Regions from separate parts of the Mus musculus genome. Here region 1 is linked to region 2. A link is a loop called in an ENCODE intact Hi-C map of the cell type or tissue named here. Cell type or tissue: left cerebral cortex. All regions are shown on one strand. Each heading gives the region's core, and the rest is flanking DNA. Links, peaks and the distances in the headings are about the cores only.

Region 1 (9,100 bases), core at 527-8,526, 680 kb before region 2:
TTTTATTGGAGTTAAGCCTCCGCAAAACATCCTATCTTCAGACCTAAACAAAACAAATTCAAACAGGTTTTGTTTGGTTTGGTCATTTAAATAATATTTCAGGTTAAAATAATTCTCCCTGAAAATGTCACAAAAATGTGGAAATAGAAACTAACATAGCATTCATTAGATACTTAGACATTGCTATTCAAATGATCTCAGCATTAATCCAGTGCACTAGCCACGGACTTCTATCTTGATCCCAGGCTTTCTCTGTATGTTACTTATAGAATTTCTCCTGGATTGTGTTATTTCAACTCCTCAACAATCTTGAGAGGTTTTCAGAGCACTGCAAAGCGCATTTCTCAGTTGGTAAATGAAGACCAAAAGATTTACGAAAAGATAAAGACTAGTGGAAGGATCCCTTAAAAGTTGTATGTAGGTGAATGTGAGAGCTTCCTATGTCAAACCAGGGAAGATGCATCACATAAGCGGGAGCTGGCGTGCTGACTGAGGGGAAGTTGATCTGGAGAATGTATTTAGCCTCTATGTAACTCCATTTCTCTTCTGTAGAGGAGACCACAAGGGAATCTGCCTCATATGATTTCTGTGAGCATCTAAAGGAGCTAACAGTGGTATGCAGGTGGGCAAACAGTAAGCATAGTACAAGCAGTATTAATGGTAATGTTTGTGCAATGTGGCCTAGGCATGTAATCCCAACTGCTTGGGAAGCTGGATCAGGGAGATCATACCTTCAAAACCAGCCTGGACTACAGAGTGAGTTCAAAGCCAGTCTGAGCAAATTTGTGAGAACCTGTCTTAAAATAATTATAATAAATAAGTAAGTCACTGGGTTTCAGCTCTATGATAGAACATTTGCCTAGCAGGTAGAAGGCCCTAGGTTTGCTTCCTATCACTGCTAAAGGGGAAAAAGAAAGTAAAGAGAAAAAGAAATCTATTTGAAATGATGTTCCTAATAGGTCTATTCCACGATCACAAGAGAAAAGGCTCCTGCTCCCCCCCATTGCACCTTTCCATGGTCAGGGCAAACACAGACATGGGTATGAGACCACTTAAGATCCACCTATTCTCAATGGCCTAGAGGAGGCACTAGGTAAAAACAATGTAGACTGGAAAAACAAAATGCTCTCTCCTGATTGCAACTTTTGATTATTCTTATGAGTGCAGCTTGGTTATTTTCTACAGACATATATTATCTGAAAGTGTTTTGTATAAAGATAAGTGATTGGTAAAATTGGGACCTGTCTCAGAAGTTCCCTGAACCCAGGATATTAGACGCTGGACTACCAACAGCCTCAGGAACCTGGGTGGAGCCACCACTGCCTCTTGTTTTTTTTTTTTTTTTTTTTAAATCTCAGGTGAGTCCTGTGCACATGAAAGCTTGTAAACCACACTATTACATCTGTGCAGGTACTTTGGCTGTGAATTGTGTTTTATTGAGTTAATCTTATAAATGATGACACTGCCAGTTGGTTGATCAGGGGGTAGTCAAGATTATCTTGATCTAATCTGCCCTGGGTACAACACAGGAGATAGTGTAATCAATGTATCAAGTCTCGTCCTGATTTTCTATAATCTTTCTTATTATCTGCTTACTAAAGCTTAAAAAGGCAGACACACCCTCACCTGAAACAACTGGAATATGGGCGGCATTCTGCACTACTATATGCCTGTCAACTCACAACTATACTGGCACAAAAGCATACAGAAAGCCAAGGCCAAACAACCATCCTCTAATGAGTAGCTCAGAAGGCAACCTCAAAGCCAATGTGGGCCCCAGCTAGAACTGAGAAGCACCGAGCAACTCTAGCCAAAGGAAAAGGAACAAAAGGAGCTAGTTTAATGAATTGCTCTAATTCTGGAGCTCTTCAAGGCATGAAGCAGGAATGAGTTTGCTTAAATTACTAACACCATCAACTCAGAGAAGTGACTTAGCAAATATGGAGGTGGAATGAGACAGCTGAGGTTAAGCCTCGTCTGGAGGAGAGATACACTGGGGGGGGGGGGGGTGTGAATCCTTATGCCCTGAAGTCACCACACCCTGCTGATAGCCAGAGAGCAGATTCACACATTGAACTGACTTGACCTATAGACAGAGCAAGGACTTGGATACTTGTTTGGTATCTCTTGCTTTCCATTGTTTCTTTCAGACCCCATGAAGAAGGTACCACCAAAACTTTTATTCTGAAATTAAAGCTGTTCAACTCCCAGTGCTTGGATGAGTGAGCTGAATTACAAAGCTACACAATGGCAAAAGTTAGAATCTAAGCTTAGCTTCCCTCTCCTAGTCTCGGACTATGTGTCTGGCATACTAAGAGCTTGTTTGCTTTACCAAGCACAGGACATTTCACTCCAATTTTGATCTTACATTACTCTGGAATAGAAAGCAACAGGACCTCTTGATTGTGGTTTCAGATGGGCACACTGGCAAACTGGCTTTGCTAATGAGTGTCTGATATTCCATCTTCAGATTTCTATACACAATGCCTTTCTTTTACTTCTCTGCTTGGGATGCTTTCAAGAATCCATTGTTTTTCTTTTCTTCATTTGTTTTCTTTTGGCCTGCCTTACAAATAACTTTAACTATGTGACTGAATTCTGGCCAATGAAATGGTAACTGAAGGAGAGGATGTCAATGTCTCTTCTGAGACTTGGTCCCTGGGAATCCCCTAATCTGGTCTGCTGGGCTTCTCCATCAGTGGATGTATTGATGGCAGCTAACATGCAGTCAGCTGAGTTCTTAAAGTTCTTAAAAGAAAGATCTTAATTGGTGCCTTGAGAAGATTTAGAATCACCAGCGCAACAAGTTTCTGGGCTTATCGAAGAAGGAATATCTAGACTAGGTTAATTGAGTGTGGACAGCATCATTCATGTCTGGGGTCCCAGATTTGATACAAAGGGGAAAATGAGCTTAGCTCAGACATTCATCTATCTCTTTCTTTACTGTGGTTGCAATGTGACTGCCTCCTGCTCCTATATTGTCCTTTTACTGCCATGATCATATCTCCTGGAAATATAAAACAAAATAAACCCTCCCTTCCCCAGCAGAGCAAAGTATGCAATAATCCCCACTCCATCACCTGCCTCAGACACCCTCAGATAATCATGTCAACAGCATTTATACTGTATTGAGCCATTTTGTGTTTGGACTAACTTGACGTTAAACTATTAGTTGCAATGCATGCCCAGTCTTCATGTCACCTTTTGGGACAGGATCAGCAGCAGCAGCAACAAGAACAGCAGTAGCAATATGCCTCTGGCTTTGTTTTACAGAGATTATCAATTCCATCCCTGCAGTGATTCTTTAGGGTGTTCATAAATCATTGAGCCAAAAATCATCTGGGGAAGTGAACAGCCAGGAACAGTACTGTGGGGGAGGAAGTATAAAAGGAGATGAGGCCTTTGCAGTCAAACAAAGCTCAGTTTGAGATTTAGCTCCGCTGTGAATTGGCTACACAAACCTTGACCACTCCCCCAGCCTCTCTAAGTCATGGTCTCTTCATCTGTAAAGTACAAAGTTTGGTTCATTTACATTCAAAGCAAATACATTTCATCAAGCCAAGAGGGGCTGCCCTTTTCTGTAGGCAGAATAAAAAGAGATGGCTCCATCTGAAAGCATTTTAGAGATGGGATGTTGTGATTTTTGTCAGGTTCTGCAATCACACCTCCTGCATTTATGTTAGCATTCAAGTTGACAGGAGGCTAACTCTGCTCACATTCTCAGGGCAACTCCGACAAAATGCCCATCGTCCCCATTCAGGGATCTGACAGGGTCCCCACCACCTGCCTGTGAACTGCCATTACTATTACTCCCTCGTTTCACCCTCAGGACCTATCCCCATTGGTGTTGTTTTGTTTCAACACCATTTACTGATTTCCTTTTCCACACAAGGACAGCACCTCAGATACAGGATAAATAGCAATTATCCAAGGAACCACTCTGACTTGTTTCACCCTGGTATTGGTTTCAAAAATTGAACTTCTACTTATGAAAAAGGCTATAGCTTTCTGCCTAAGGAGATACTTAGTAGATAGAAAGATGGACACACAGACAGGGAGCTTTACATAGATACATTTAAGTAAAAATCAGCAAGTCCATTTAAAGAAACAACCCAGGAACACTATACAAACCTCTGGAGATAGCAACACAATGACTCCAGTTGGGAAATGTCCATTTAAAGAAATGTCCCAGGGAATGCTACACAAAGCCCCCGGAGAGGGCAATATAATGGCTCAAGTTAGGGAGCTTACACTTTTTGCTTTCTTTCTGGGATTTTTTCGCTATGAACATTAAGCAAACAATTGCTCCTTTTCTGTGCAGATGCCCTATAAAAGTGCCCGTGAGATCTGAGTGTCTGGGTATTTCAGGGCCCTCGGGAGGCATACTGCTTCTCTCTCATATTCACCCCGCTCTCCCTCAGGCCCCTCGGCCACAGTTATAATGAGCTTTGCCCCTCTTTTGCATCTTCTGTTTTCTCTGCCAACAGAGTCCATCTTACTCCCTGCTGTCCTTTGCCATTCCTCTTTTCTGTGAAGTGCTTCTGTGACATATTGGCATCTTTCTTCAAGGTTTCCTGTACCATACCTTATTTGTCGCCAAGCATCTGAACCATCTGGAAAAGTTTTAATCCACCAATGCCATATTCCCTGCTTGGAAATTCTGATTTAATTTGTATGGATTGTAGCTTGGAACGTAGATGTGCTAAACCTTTGAGCACTGTGTGAGTGCCTTTGCTATCCACACCAGACTCCTCCCGAAACCATAGCTATCGCTGTCCACCTCTGCTTTGTTTGACTTGCTTCAGATGACACAGCAGCCGGGAAATACAGGAGTATCCACTTTAGGATTCTTTATAAATCCATCCCAGTATTGTTCAAGGACAACCAATCTTGGAGTGATTTTAAATCATCATTTCATTCTATTATTGTGCAGGTTATTAGAAATAGCCTGGGAACAGAAGAGCTTCCCAGAAATTCTGCCAGGCTCTGCATTTCTCTCCCCATCTAGGAAATGCAGGCTATTTTAGGCTGTTAATTAGTCATGGAAAAAAATAGAGCCATCTGGTGCCACCAGGTATGGACACTATAAGCATTCTCTTCACTGCCCATATAATATGACTCATCTCTTCAGAAACTAAATGCCGTGACTTCAATGTGGCATCTCTTTGTGGCTTTACATACCTCAGCTCACGATAGGTTCCGTAAGCTCTTTGCAATAGTTCTTAGATGGTTAATAACCTAGAACTTGGCTTTGAACTGGTATCAGAGAAACCACTTGAGACCATGAAACAGACATCACAGCCAAGGGGTCTAAGAACCTCTGGTTATCATCTGTGGTGTTCCCATATCGTCCCCTAGTGTTGGCTGTGTAGACTGAGGGGTTTTTGTGTGTTCCTGCTGTAAGCTTACCTCCCAAACAAGGCAGCTGCCACGGCCCTCCTACATCTCCTCAGCCGACAGAAGCTCTCCTGCCTCTCCCCTGCCTTCATTTTCTTTCCCAGCTCCAGGGTGCCATTCCTTGGCTTCTGTCTCCCACCCAACTTCACAGCTATGACGTGACACCTAACGTTTCTCAGCAGCATATGATGCCAAGAACAGGTGCCAAGGCAGAGACTGTGAGAAAAGGAGAGGCTGCCACAGAGGGTGATGTTCTCCTGCCATCCTCAGCAGGGACAGAGCCTCAGCTGGCCATACTACTGGGTTTCCAAGGGTATATACAGATTTCTCTGGGCTTCTGCTACCTCAGCTGGCTGTTTTCTTCTCATAGTCCAGGAGGTGCTGCAGGATCACATACTATCCCAGCAAACTTGCCTCCGCTTACCTCTATTCAGTACAGCATGGCAGGAGGCCATGCCCTAAAAGCCTGTGAGAGTGAAAGTGAACTCTGAAGCCAGATCTAGGTTCAACCTTCAACCTCTGGTACTTGTTAGTAATAGAACCTAAGTACCTTATAGTGTGGTAATGTGGCATTGTCAGAGTACAAATCAAATGTTCTAACTGTAGTTAATTCTTAGTGTTTTGTTCTTGCATGCCTCCCCTCCCTCCCCTACTGCCTTCCTCCTTGCCTTGCTCCTTTCTTGTTATACCCCTTTCTGCTTTCATGTCCCTGTGTTCCATTACCCGTGTTTTTCTCCTCCCCACTGGTAAGGATTTTGCATCTCCTCTTAGGATGCCTGTGATGCCTAATTTTTGTCAACTTGTCACCCGAAAAGAGGAAACCTTAACTAAGGATTTGTCTCCATCAGACTGACCTCTAATAGGTATGGCCTGGCAGTCTCTTGACTAATTATTGATGTGGGAGGGCCAAGCCTACTACAGGTTATGCCTCCCCTGGGCAGGTGATCAGAAGTTAGATTAAAAAACAAAAACAAAAACAAGATAAAAGCAGGCTGAACACGCTAGTGAGAGTAACCCACTGTGCAGTATTCCTACATACTTCTAGTCCCTCCCTACCTTGAACTTTTTTCTTTACTTCCTCTGATGATGGACAATAGCGTGTAAGCTAAAACAAATCATTTCCTGGTTATGGTTTAATCTGCGCAACAAAAAACTAATCAAGACAGCCCCTTTCACTATTTCCATGTCCTACATATACACAGCACAAATAAACACACACACACAATATTGCTATATGAGAAAATACAATATTTGTCTATCTATGGCCTATTTCACCTAACACAATGATCACAGTTTCATTTTTCTTTGAGGCTGAATAAAATTCCTGGTCTATCAACAGATTAAATGGACACCCTCCTTTAGAATCAAGGTAATGCTGTGGCCCACAAAAAGCTTATTGCATGCTCCCACTCCAGTTTAACCCCAGTTCTCTTCAGAACTTAGTGATTCTTCTCTGGCTCCCTCAGTTGCTTCTCTCATGTCATCCTGACTGAGAACTGCCTTCCAGCCGCACACTTTTGTGGATGCTGAAGAACAGAGCAGCTATAGCATGTTACATGTCCCTCAAAGCTCAGAGCCCAGTGATCATCTGAATGATGAGGGAGATGTACCAAGTATGAGACATCATCTTAGACATGTGGCTATTTTTAAACCAACACTGAAATAGAAAACAGCACTATAAGGACTATGGAGTAAGGCAGAAAACACTGAAGTGAATGTAAAAGGCAGGGGGTTACAGTCACTAGGCATAGTTAACAGAAACTTCTATACTAGCTGCTATCCTAGGCCAGAAAAGGATGGAATAGTATGGGATACTTGAGGGTCAAAAGAGGAGAATTTTCTGAGCATACGCTCCACCAGAGATGGAGGGAAGCACAAGGAAAGCATCATGAAGTAAGGCCACCATGCTGATCATGAGCATCATGAACATAGATGTGGCACCACGTCCAGGCTTGTGGCATCACAGATAGTTGAGTTAACTAACTCTAAACAAGGAGGCTATTGAATTAAAGTGGCATCTTCAGAAAATGGATCTGGTGGCAATGGGGAGTGGGTGAGGCAAGAGGAGGGGGCCATGAAGGAGCAGTTTTGAATGCGGGCATGAAAGATGAAGAGCCCAACTGAAGGAGCTTGTTTTCCCAGGTGACAGAAAAGCATGTCCATCAAGATCTCCTGTCAAAAAACTGGAACTCCGGAGCTTGCATCTATTTTTATTTTGAGAAATATAACAAGAAGGGTCCAGTAAAAATAGGCGCTCAGTTGGCATCTAGGATTGTTTTCTTCTTTTCATTCGTGTAGCTTTTCTTGTTAAAAGACTCTGAGTTAAAGCCTCCCCAAGAAACAGCGCAGAAGAAATCAGGAGGAGCAAGGTGTTGCTGTGAGCTTCAGATCGCAAATGGTGCCTTCTCCACGAGCACATCAGAGGCTTCCCAGCTCTCCACACAAGGGAAACGACTGCTCAGGCCAGTCTAAGATTCTGGGAGATGATTTTTCCATTTGCAACAGCCCAGCATTGTGTTGGATGATACAGAACAAAAGCAGTGCCCTGGACAACCTGAACCCTGTCTTCTGATTATTTTTCATGATTATATAAGTGGCTCCCATCAGAAACATCCCTGAAAACTGTGTGTTAATCCTCTGGGAGAAGGATATTTTCTGGCTGTCCTCTATATATGGCTCCAATAGTGTTCTTCTCAAATGTAGTGCTTCCCCACAAAGCATTTCAATTTTTATTCATACGGTGCTTTAATGGAGCAATGCATACTCTTGGAAGCTGAGACAGACAGCCTATTCATTATTTCTGTCCTGGGTTGCTCTATCCAAAGCACACTTCACAGGACAAACTTGGTGTTGCATATTTAAGACAGACAAATTAAAACTGAAAAATGCTTCCATAATAATATTATGACTACGATTATTTGGGCTCTGCACACTTTCTCAGTGGGTGAGAACAGTTCCAGGAAGGTACCTTCTGAGGCAGTTGCAAAGAAACCCCATATCCTGTCCATGTCTGCAGGATTTTGGTTCTCTCAAGAAGGAAAAGCAGAAAAGCAGATAGAAGCAGTTTTAGTTTCAGGAAATGAGGAGAACACAGTTTTAGAGCTCAAAGTAATTTCCCCAGATTCAAAGCCTGGCTCCATTTTCTTAAGCTGGGTATGTTCATTTCCTCTGAAATGAAAGAACCTCTTTTCAATCCTTATGAAAATGGGGGCAGAGGGGGTGGGCTGGAAATATCAGCACCTTATCTACAAGGTATCAGGGAACAAGAGCTTCGTAACACCTAACATCAACGCTCTCTACCTAATTCAGTTTCCACCAGGATAGTTTCACACATCTAAAAATCCACCTCTTTCTAAGCATCATGAATAATGAATTGAGATTTCTGAAACCCCCTATCTCTTTCTCCTCAATTTAAATCAAGCCTCTTTCAGAGCCAACACACTCTCTATATTGATTGAAGGATGAGAAGGTTATAAATAGGAAAGGTTGAAAACTTTCCACATAGGTAAGCAGAGGAAGAAAATTACATAGACCATCTACAAGCTAGACGTGTTCAGCATCAAGTGCCATTCATCACAGCACCATTGTCTTGCAGAGGTACAATAAGCCAAAGCCACCAAGATTCCGCTGTGCAAGCCTCTATGTTTCTTAATTCTGCGACATGATGTCATTTTCCTGAAGCCAATCTTGTTGCACTTAAGCT
Region 2 (9,100 bases), core at 669-8,668:
ATAGCAGCCTCATTTATAATAGTCAGAAGCTGGAAAAGAACCCAGATGTCCCTCAACAGAGGAATGGATACAGAAAAGGTGGTACATTTACACAATGGAGTATTACTCAGCAATTAAAAACAATGAATTCATGAAATTCTTAGCCAAATGGATGGATGTGAAGGATATCATCTTGAGTGAGGTAATCACAAAAGAACACACATGATATGTACTCACTGATAAGTGGATATGTATTCACTGATAAGTGGATATTAGCCCAGAAACTTAGAATATCCAAGGTACAATTTGCAAAACACATGAAACTCAAGAAGAAGGGAGAACAAAGTGTGGATACTTCATTTTTTCTTAGAATGTGGATCATAATACCCATTGAAGGAGTTACAGAGACAAAGTGTGGAGCTGAGACAGAAGGAAGGACCATCCAGAGTCTGCCCCACCCTGGGATCCTTCCCATATAGAGCCACCAAAACCAGACACTATTGCATATGCCAGCAAGATTTTGCTGACAGGATCCTGATATAGCTATCTCTTGTGAGGTTATGCCAGTGCCTGGCAAATATAGATGTGGATGCTCACAGTCATCTATTGGATGGAAAACAGGGCCCCTAATGAATGAGCTAGAGAATGTACCCAAGGAGTTAAATGGGTCTCCAATCCTATAGGAGGAACAACAATATGAACTAGGCAGTAGCCCCCAGATCTGTGTCTCTTGTTGCATATGTAGCAGAAGATGGCTTAGTCAGCCATCAGTGTGAGGAGAAACCCTTGGCCTTGTGAATATCATATTATATAGGGGAATGCTAGGGCCAGGAAGCAGGAGTGGGTGGGTTGGGGAGCAGGGTGGGGGGAGGGTATAGGGGGCTTTACTGATACCATTTGAAATGTAAATTAAGAAAATATCTAATAAAAAAAGTTAAAAGAAAAAAAGAGATATGAACAAAAATGCTTCCATCTACACTATTCAAATTGGGCCAAGAAGTAAAGAATGGCACTCCTAAACAATGAGACTGTTCCAAAATAGAGAGCTACAGAGAAATGAGAATGTATTAGCCATGATAGCAAGTGATATAGATGGAGTCCCAAACCACTGTTGGCAGTTAAAACATCAGGCACAGAAGAAGACATGAGGCTTGGCTCTACACTCCTGGTGATGACTTAATGACCACCATAGGATTATATATTTGAATGTTTGGTCTGCTATTGGTGGCACTGTTTGGAAGGTTTAGATGCCTTGTTAGAGGAGGTATGACCTTGTTGTAGGACATATGTTATTACATGTATACTTTAAAGTTTCAAAACCCCCATGCCATTCCCAGTTAGTTTCCCTCTCCCTCTCCCTCTCCCTCTCCCTCTCCCTCTCCCTCTCCCTCTCCCTCTCCCTCTCCCTCTCCCTCTCCCTCTCCCTCTCCCTCTCCCTCTCCCTCTCCCTCTCCCTCTCCCTCTCCCTCTCCCTCTCCCTCTCCCTCTCTCTCTCCCTCTCCCTCTCTCCTTCCCTTCCTCCCTCCTCCTCTCCCAGTCTGTCTTTCTTTTTCTGTGTGTTCTTTCTGTTTGATTTATGTCATGATCCCTGCTGTGATGTTCAAAGTCTCATCTTCTGAAACTGTATGCAAACCCTGAAATTAAATGCTGATTAGTTTCCTTCCTCAATGTGTTTGTTCACATCAATAGAAAAGTAACTAATACAGAAACTGGAAGCCATTGTGATTCAAACAAGCACACTCCACACTCAAAGACAGGCTGAACTGTGGTACAAACACGTATCCAGCCTTGAAACCTGGGATCAGAAAAGATATAAGCATATATGTGAGTAGAAAAAATGGAGAAGAGTTTATTAAAACTGTCTTCAAATAAAGAGAAATTTTGGCCAGGGCTGTACACACTAAATAGAGCAAGTTTAGTTACCAGGAGACTTACAAATGAACAGAGACAAAACAGTAAAAAATGGAGGAGAGGAGGAGGGAGGCAGTAGGAATCAAGGTAATAGAAAGAGAACAGGAGTGAAGAGAAGAGAGGAAATGGGGGGAGGAAGTAAGCACTGGAGAAAGGAGGAAGGAAGGGCACAGGAAAGGGAGGCAAGTGCCCCAAGACTGGAATTCCCTAGAGGGAGAAGATCCACTAAACAGGGAGGAGGAGAAACTTATCATCGGCAGCCTTATGCTGGCTAGTTTATGTAACCTGCACATAACTCTTGATTAACACTTGAAGGAACTAAAGGGATAGGTGTTCTGCCTCTCTCATATCCAGGATATTTTAATAAGAAAAAATATAGCTATAAAATAAGCACTTCCTAGATTCAGATGTGAACTCTTTCATCTAGAAAGACCAAAGATGAAAAGGCACATGACAGCCTTCAGTCCACTGAAATCTGGAGATCCTGCAGGGAAGACAATGTAACCGAGACCCTGCACTGTAGACATGCCCTGCATTTGTCTCTGGGATTCTGCAGCTTCAAGACTTGACCTGTCCTCATTCTCTACAGATCATGGCTCTACCCTCTGCAAAAACTAAATTTTCCATACATATCTTTGTCACATCTGAACAGGGATTAAAACATATTCTTTCTGTGGAGTGATGGTCTTTTGCCAATCCAAAAGATTTACGCTGCTAAAAGAGTCTATCTTTGCAGCATGATTTAGTCTCCATTGACTAATACAAAAGCTTCCAATAACAGACTCAAACAGCACAAAGATGTATTTTGTCTCCAGAGTACAGACCAAAATCAGACTGTTTAGAGATGATTGTGCCTGTATAGCCAATGTGAACAAGAAGCAGCACTTCTTGGTTCTGTGGTTCAGTTCCTACCTCCTCACACCTGACTTGGGTTCCTGCTGTGACTCCCTCAGTGAGAGTGACCTGAGAACTGTAAGAAGAATATACTTATTCCTCCCCAAGTTATTTATGGTCATGATGCTTAATCATAGTCATAGAAACCGTAACTAAGATAGGAGTCCACCCTGGGTTCCAGAAACAGTCTGGACATGAAGAAAGTCCTGACTAACCCTCACAGCCAATACAAAGGAATAAAGAATTCAACCCAAGGAGACTTAGAACTTGAATACAGTTGCCACACTTAGTTTAGCTGAACTTTTATTACAGAAGTTGTAGAACTGGACTCACCCTTAAGTTTAGTCCCAGTTGAATAACAGGCCCTCCCCTCAGAAACCCTAATCACTGGCATAGGTCATTCCTAAGAAGCAAGAAACCATGGCAGTTCCTTTCAGGTGAGGGTGATTCCTGCCCAGAGGCTGAACCATGAGCCAGCATCACGGAAAGCTCTCAGGATCAGGGAGGATTTGAACAGCACTCAGCACCATCCTCAGAGTAGACAGACACAGACTCAGATAATTTACGGCCTTTGAGGAAAATCCTGGAGATGCAGTTCTGTTCTAGAGTTCTTGCCTGCCATCCACAAGGCTGTGGACTCATTCTCAGATGGGAAAAAAAGGCCTGATTTTGGTTCTGAATACCCATATAAGGCATCTCACAACCACCTATAATTCTAGTTCCAAGAGATCTCACATCTTCTGGATTAACATACACACACACACACACACACACACACACACACACACACACACAGCACACAGCACACGGCACACACACAAATCAAATAATAAAGATGAAATATTTAAAGGGAAAGGATGCCACCTTAGATTCAGGTGTGCATTTGTTATTGCTACTTTAGTAATTACACTAAGTTGTTGACTTGTAGACTGATGCTGTATGATGAACATTTCTTCAACAAAGATATCATGAATGGTTAGCATAAAATCCCTATCCATTCCTCTGTTTCAAATTCAGCCAGCTGGTATGTTCAGCCTCTGCCCAGGTTAACCTGCTACAACCCTATAGCCCATAGCTATCCCTTTGGAGCATTTGCTAGTGCCTGGAGGCAGCTGTGGAAGAGTAGAGGTTACTCTCATGGTAGATAGAACTCAGAGATGCCATTTACATCCTAACATACTGTCACATACCACCATAAAGAGCCAGCTACTCACAAGTCATCAGTTTCTCTGCCAATAAGGCCTGTATTATAGCTTGCCCTATACGTCTAAGAAACGGACATCCCAAATTATGACACAAAAAGATTTGAAAAGGGTCATTCTTGCCACTAAAAGAGAGGAGTAAATGTTTTTTGGCAGAGAGCTCAGGAAAATGAAAGGACAGGTTGGCACCTGCCTCTGTTCCTCCAGCCCCCTCATCCTCCCACTCTCCTCCCATATGTTCCCATAGGTTCTATGAGTCCTGTGCGAGAGAAGATCACAGAAACCAGATGGTCATGCTGTCTGTCCACTCCTTTCTGGACTTGTTGACGCCACACAAATAATCCTCATTACCATGACTATTTCCAGGCTGGGCACAGTTATCACCCAGTAGGGCAAAGAATCCTTACTGGGGGAAAAAAGAAAAACAAGCATTTGAAAAAAATCCCTAGTCTCTACGTCCTTACCAGTGAGTGCTTGGATTTCATGTCAGGGAACCTGGGCTTGGCCTGTGGGGAAGCAGAAGCAAATCTCATCGTCAGAATAAGTAGGTCAGTTTACAGCTTCTTCTTGGAAAGCTTTCTGCTTCTCTTCTCTCCCTGCTGAGCCTTCAGCCTATCTGTGCCAACAATTTGAGTCTCAAATAACTGGCTCTCTCAGCCTCCACCTCAGAGTCCTAAGGCCCCTAAGATTGGACATGCTGCCTCTCACCTTGTGTGCAGCAATATGGTCCTTCTTCTTTGTTTGGGTCATTCCCACAGTGTTCTGCCCTAGACCACCTGGTAGAGTGTGAAATTCTAGCTATGCATGCTGACACTTTGGGCTTCATCCACCAGCTCCACCAGAAAATGCTTTGGAGTCTAGCTGAGCTGGAATTCTATTGGATTCTATGCTGAGCATCACATAGTGACTAAAAGCATTTTTTTCAGCCTCTGCTAGTAGAAAGGACATGAGTCTTGAGGTTTCAAAAACATTAAAAAAAATTTAGTCCAAAGTATCATCTGTGAGAGAAAGAGGAGGAGGATGACTGGAGGAGGAGGAGGAGGAGGAGGAAGAGGGGGAGGAGGAGGAAGGGGAAGGGGAAGGGGAAGGGGAAGAAGAAGAAGAAGAAGAAGAAGAAGAAGAAGAAGAAGAAGAAGAAGAAGAAGAAGAAGAAGAAGAAGAAGAAGAAGAAGAAGAAGAAGAGAAGAATATATCAAGAGTCATTTCAACCATTCCTCCAGAACATGGTGCCCAGACTTCAAGTACAAATACAGTATAAATTAATAGACAACTGTAGAAGTTCTCAGAGCACCTCTGATGTGGAAGTTTCTGGTTATGTCATGTTATACAGAATCATTTGGTGTTTCTCTGATGCAGACTAGCCTGATGTTTTGCTGAGGCAAGACCTGTGGGAGAACACATGATGTTTAGACAGAGTATAAATAGGACTCAATGGACAGTGATGGTGCGCTTGCATATCTAGTCTTGCAATACTTCATTGGTCTTACAACTTCATTGATCTTCACTTCACTGGAAGAGGCATGACAGAGAACTTCTCCTTGTGTCCTAGCTGATTCTAGTCACTCCTGCTGACTTGTGCTGATTCAGTTGAGGCCTGGCTCTTTCTGCTAGATCATGCCACTGCTGCTGATCCATGTTTGGTATCCTGATACTACTAAACTGGACTGCTACTATCCTGACAATGGAGATTGGAATTGCCCCAAAGAAATACTTCTAAACAGGTCTACATTCCATTGTTCTATTTACCATCTTTTCTCCCCTAGCTTTGAACTGTGGCCTAGAAGTGGGGAAATGAAGCATTTGAGAACCCTTATTAAAAGTAGGCTTTGAAACTTCCAATCCCACACACCTCTACCATTAAACACCAGCTCAAACAAAAGACAAAGCTTATTCTTATTCTTACATACTTTAAGGCACAGCAGAATGTGGGAGCTTAATAAACTTTTTCTTTCACTTATTTTCTATAGATGCCCCCAGACAACTTTCAAAATGCTTGCTATTCACTGGTTAGTGCTCGGTGACTCGTGGCCTGACCTGGCCTCCTAAGAGGAGCTCGTGCTTCATCATGTGGGTACTCCATGCTTTATATAAACTAGCTTCTGCTTCGATGCATTGTATTAAGAAGATTACAAATCATGTGTGGCTTACAACCTCAATAGGAAAAGCTTACCTTTACTCTATACTGTGACTTTGGAAGGTGGTGTCTTCATTACTACCTCTCTGGTGAACATCATAAACCTTACAATTCAATCCTCTCTACTCAGTGCTTTACACATCGAAGATGCTTATAAATCATTGCTGAATAGGCCCTTGCCTCAGTACAGACAACCCTCTCTCAGAATCACGAATACGACTTAGCAAAGCATATCTTTGTAGAACACACAAATTCTTTCCACTGAGACAAACAATGGACAATTGACACTGATGGTGAAAATCTCAACACCAACCAACAAACTCTGGGAACATGGTTTGTCTGGACTTACTGTAATGTAACTACTACTCTGAGTTGGATGAATGCATTGTGAGTGTCTTATTAGGACAAAGAAAATTAAAGAACTCATAATAACATATAGATCTTTCAGAGATGATCTGTGAGACAATGAGGTTTTATAGTTTCTATTTTACTGTATGTATTGTTGTTGCTTATTGTAGCAAAGGCTTCCAAAGGACTTTCTTGGTCAGGATTCAGTATTCTATTGCTATAAAGAGACACCATGGCCAAGGCAACTCTTGTAAGAGAAAGCATTTAACTGGGGGCTGGCTTACACTTCCAGAGGTTTAGTTTTATTATCATCATGGCAGGGAGCACGGTGTTGTGCAGGTAGGCATGGTGTTGGAAAAGTAGTTGAGAGACACATAGTGAGCTGCAGGCAGTGGGAGAGAGAGAGAGAGAGAGAGAGAGAGAGAGAGAGAGAGAGATCTGGTGACACACTTCCTCCTGGTGACTACGTTTTTGAATGTGTAGGTTTATGGAGACCATTTTTCCTCAGACCATTGCAAAGACATAGGTTATTTCTCAGACCTAGAGGATAAGGAAGTGGTTCAGAACTAGCAACAATGCAGCAGGGAACCTCTAAAGAAGATGCTGATCAGAAGGAGCAGTGAGTAGGGAAAGCAGATGCACTGTCAGAGATGAGGGTGCCATGTCATGAGCCACCATGATGGGGTCATCATTCTCAGCACCTGATGCTCTGAGCTTCTCTTAGAATACTCCTAGCCCTTCTTTTGCCCTAGGAATTCATACCTTAAATTCAATGGCAATAACTCAGCAATCCCATTGAATTAAAGCAAAAGTTCTCAAAATGTGAGAATTTACTTGAAATTGTTCCTCTAAGCCTCAGTAAAATCCCTAAGATTCAGTTTTAAAAGACTGTACTGATGAGAACTATATTTCCTCAAACAATCGCTATCTAATGGGATCATCTCAGTGACTATGTGCTGTTAAACATGCTGTAGATTATCCCACGTAACCAGTACCAAAATCATAACTTTTGACTGTGCTCTGACTCTGTGCAAGGTTTCTTAGAAGGAGATCATTTGCTGGTCATTTTTCTAGATTTTTTATGAGAAGGAGAACATTTTATATACCTGAAAGAAAATTCTCCTACCATTATTAAAGATTAAGAAATATCTGTGTGAGAACATACACATGTTACGGACTACAAAATAATAATAATAATAATAATAATAATAATAATAATAATAATAATAATAATAAATTTAAACTCTGACTCTTTCTTTCCAGACTATAGACTATTCTAAATCCAGTTCAGGGCCTCAGCCTTCACAATTGCAGAAGCAATTTTGTATTTTTGCCAAATGACAGAATATCTCTCTCTCTCTCTCTCTCTCTCTCTCTCTCTCTCTCTCTCTGTGACACACATGTAAATACACACACACATTCATACACACACATGCATACACACACCACACCAACTGAAACATATGCACTCATACACACATACACACACTCATACACATGCACACCACCCACACATATATTCACCCACATATAGAAATACATCCACATATACACACACCACACACATACACATGACACACATATACACACATATAAACACCACACAAATACACACATGACACACAACACCATATACATACTCATACACACATTCATACACATACACACATACATACACACACCGAAACACACACATACACAGACTCATATACACACATACACACCACACACACACACACACACACACACACACACACACACACATATAAACACATGCACACACACATGGTCACACACACATACACACTCACACACATACATATATCCATACACACAAGTACACATACATGGTCATATACACTCACACATACACACACACCACGCACACATGCATATACCTACACCATACATATACTCTCAAACACACACTCACACACACATACACACATGCACATACAAACAACATACACAAAGATGCACATACACACACACACCCTGTCACGATCATTTTATAAAGACAGGAGATTTTTAACACCAAAAGAGTGAATATACTTTGCTTTATAAATAATTTTAGCAATTTTATTTTTTACATTACCTCCAATGGTAGAATTTAAAGACGTTGTGAAAACTTCTACAAGGTACTAAGTCTCAGGACTCACTCTCAGGAGCCACTGTACAGGGCCACATAATCAGAGAATATCTGACCCCACATGAAATTAATTATTCACATTAGATTTTGCACAAACTTGAGTGAATTGAATAGGCACATAATTTAACAGAGAAAGGATCTAGAGATGTCTGGGTTCTCTGCCTAAACCTTTTGTGCCCTTGCTCCCTACAAAACTTCCACAGCAGTGTTGAATAGTTCCTGACCTTGCTTTCTGAGTGAGTGAGTCAGTGCTTGCCAAGAGTCACCTGTATGACCAGAACCAAACCTGCTGGCTGTTCGACAAAGGATTCCTCTCAATTCATAATTTTAAGCTTTCTTTTTCTAATTATAGATTTACTAAACACTAAAAACAGATATAAATAGAAAAATGTTTAAAGAAATAAAATAACACCACTATTCACAAAAAAAGTTAACAATGTTGTTAGTAGTTTCCTGAGTTCATTTGTTCATCTTTAAAATGTT

The links. A loop is a pair of places that touch in the nucleus more often than their neighbours do. Peaks named below come from ENCODE experiments on the same cell type or tissue, not always from the same donor. Only the 100,000 strongest peaks of a DNase experiment are listed, where the experiment ranks them.
Region 1: it touches region 2 in a loop (5-fold over the local background); 2 of 42 quality-filtered maps call a loop at or near these places.

The regions. Positions count from the first base shown.
Region 1 is chr14:15,405,805-15,414,904 of GRCm38, forward strand. The region is part of intron 1 of Lrrc3b (leucine rich repeat containing 3B); the gene reads right to left. Among named protein-coding and RNA genes, the nearest start is that of B230110C06Rik, 27 kb to the right of the region's middle. In left cerebral cortex, for the core only: a CTCF peak has its summit at 5,367; DNase peaks (open chromatin) are centred at 3,400, 5,136, 5,530, 7,023 and 2 more places; H3K27ac peaks cover 3,066 bases.
Region 2 is chr14:16,088,705-16,097,804 of GRCm38, forward strand. No RefSeq gene overlaps it. Among named protein-coding and RNA genes, the nearest start is that of 1700062C10Rik, 56 kb to the left of the region's middle. In left cerebral cortex, for the core only: no CTCF peak of the experiment used is centred there; DNase peaks (open chromatin) are centred at 4,272 and 4,668; H3K27ac peaks cover 390 bases.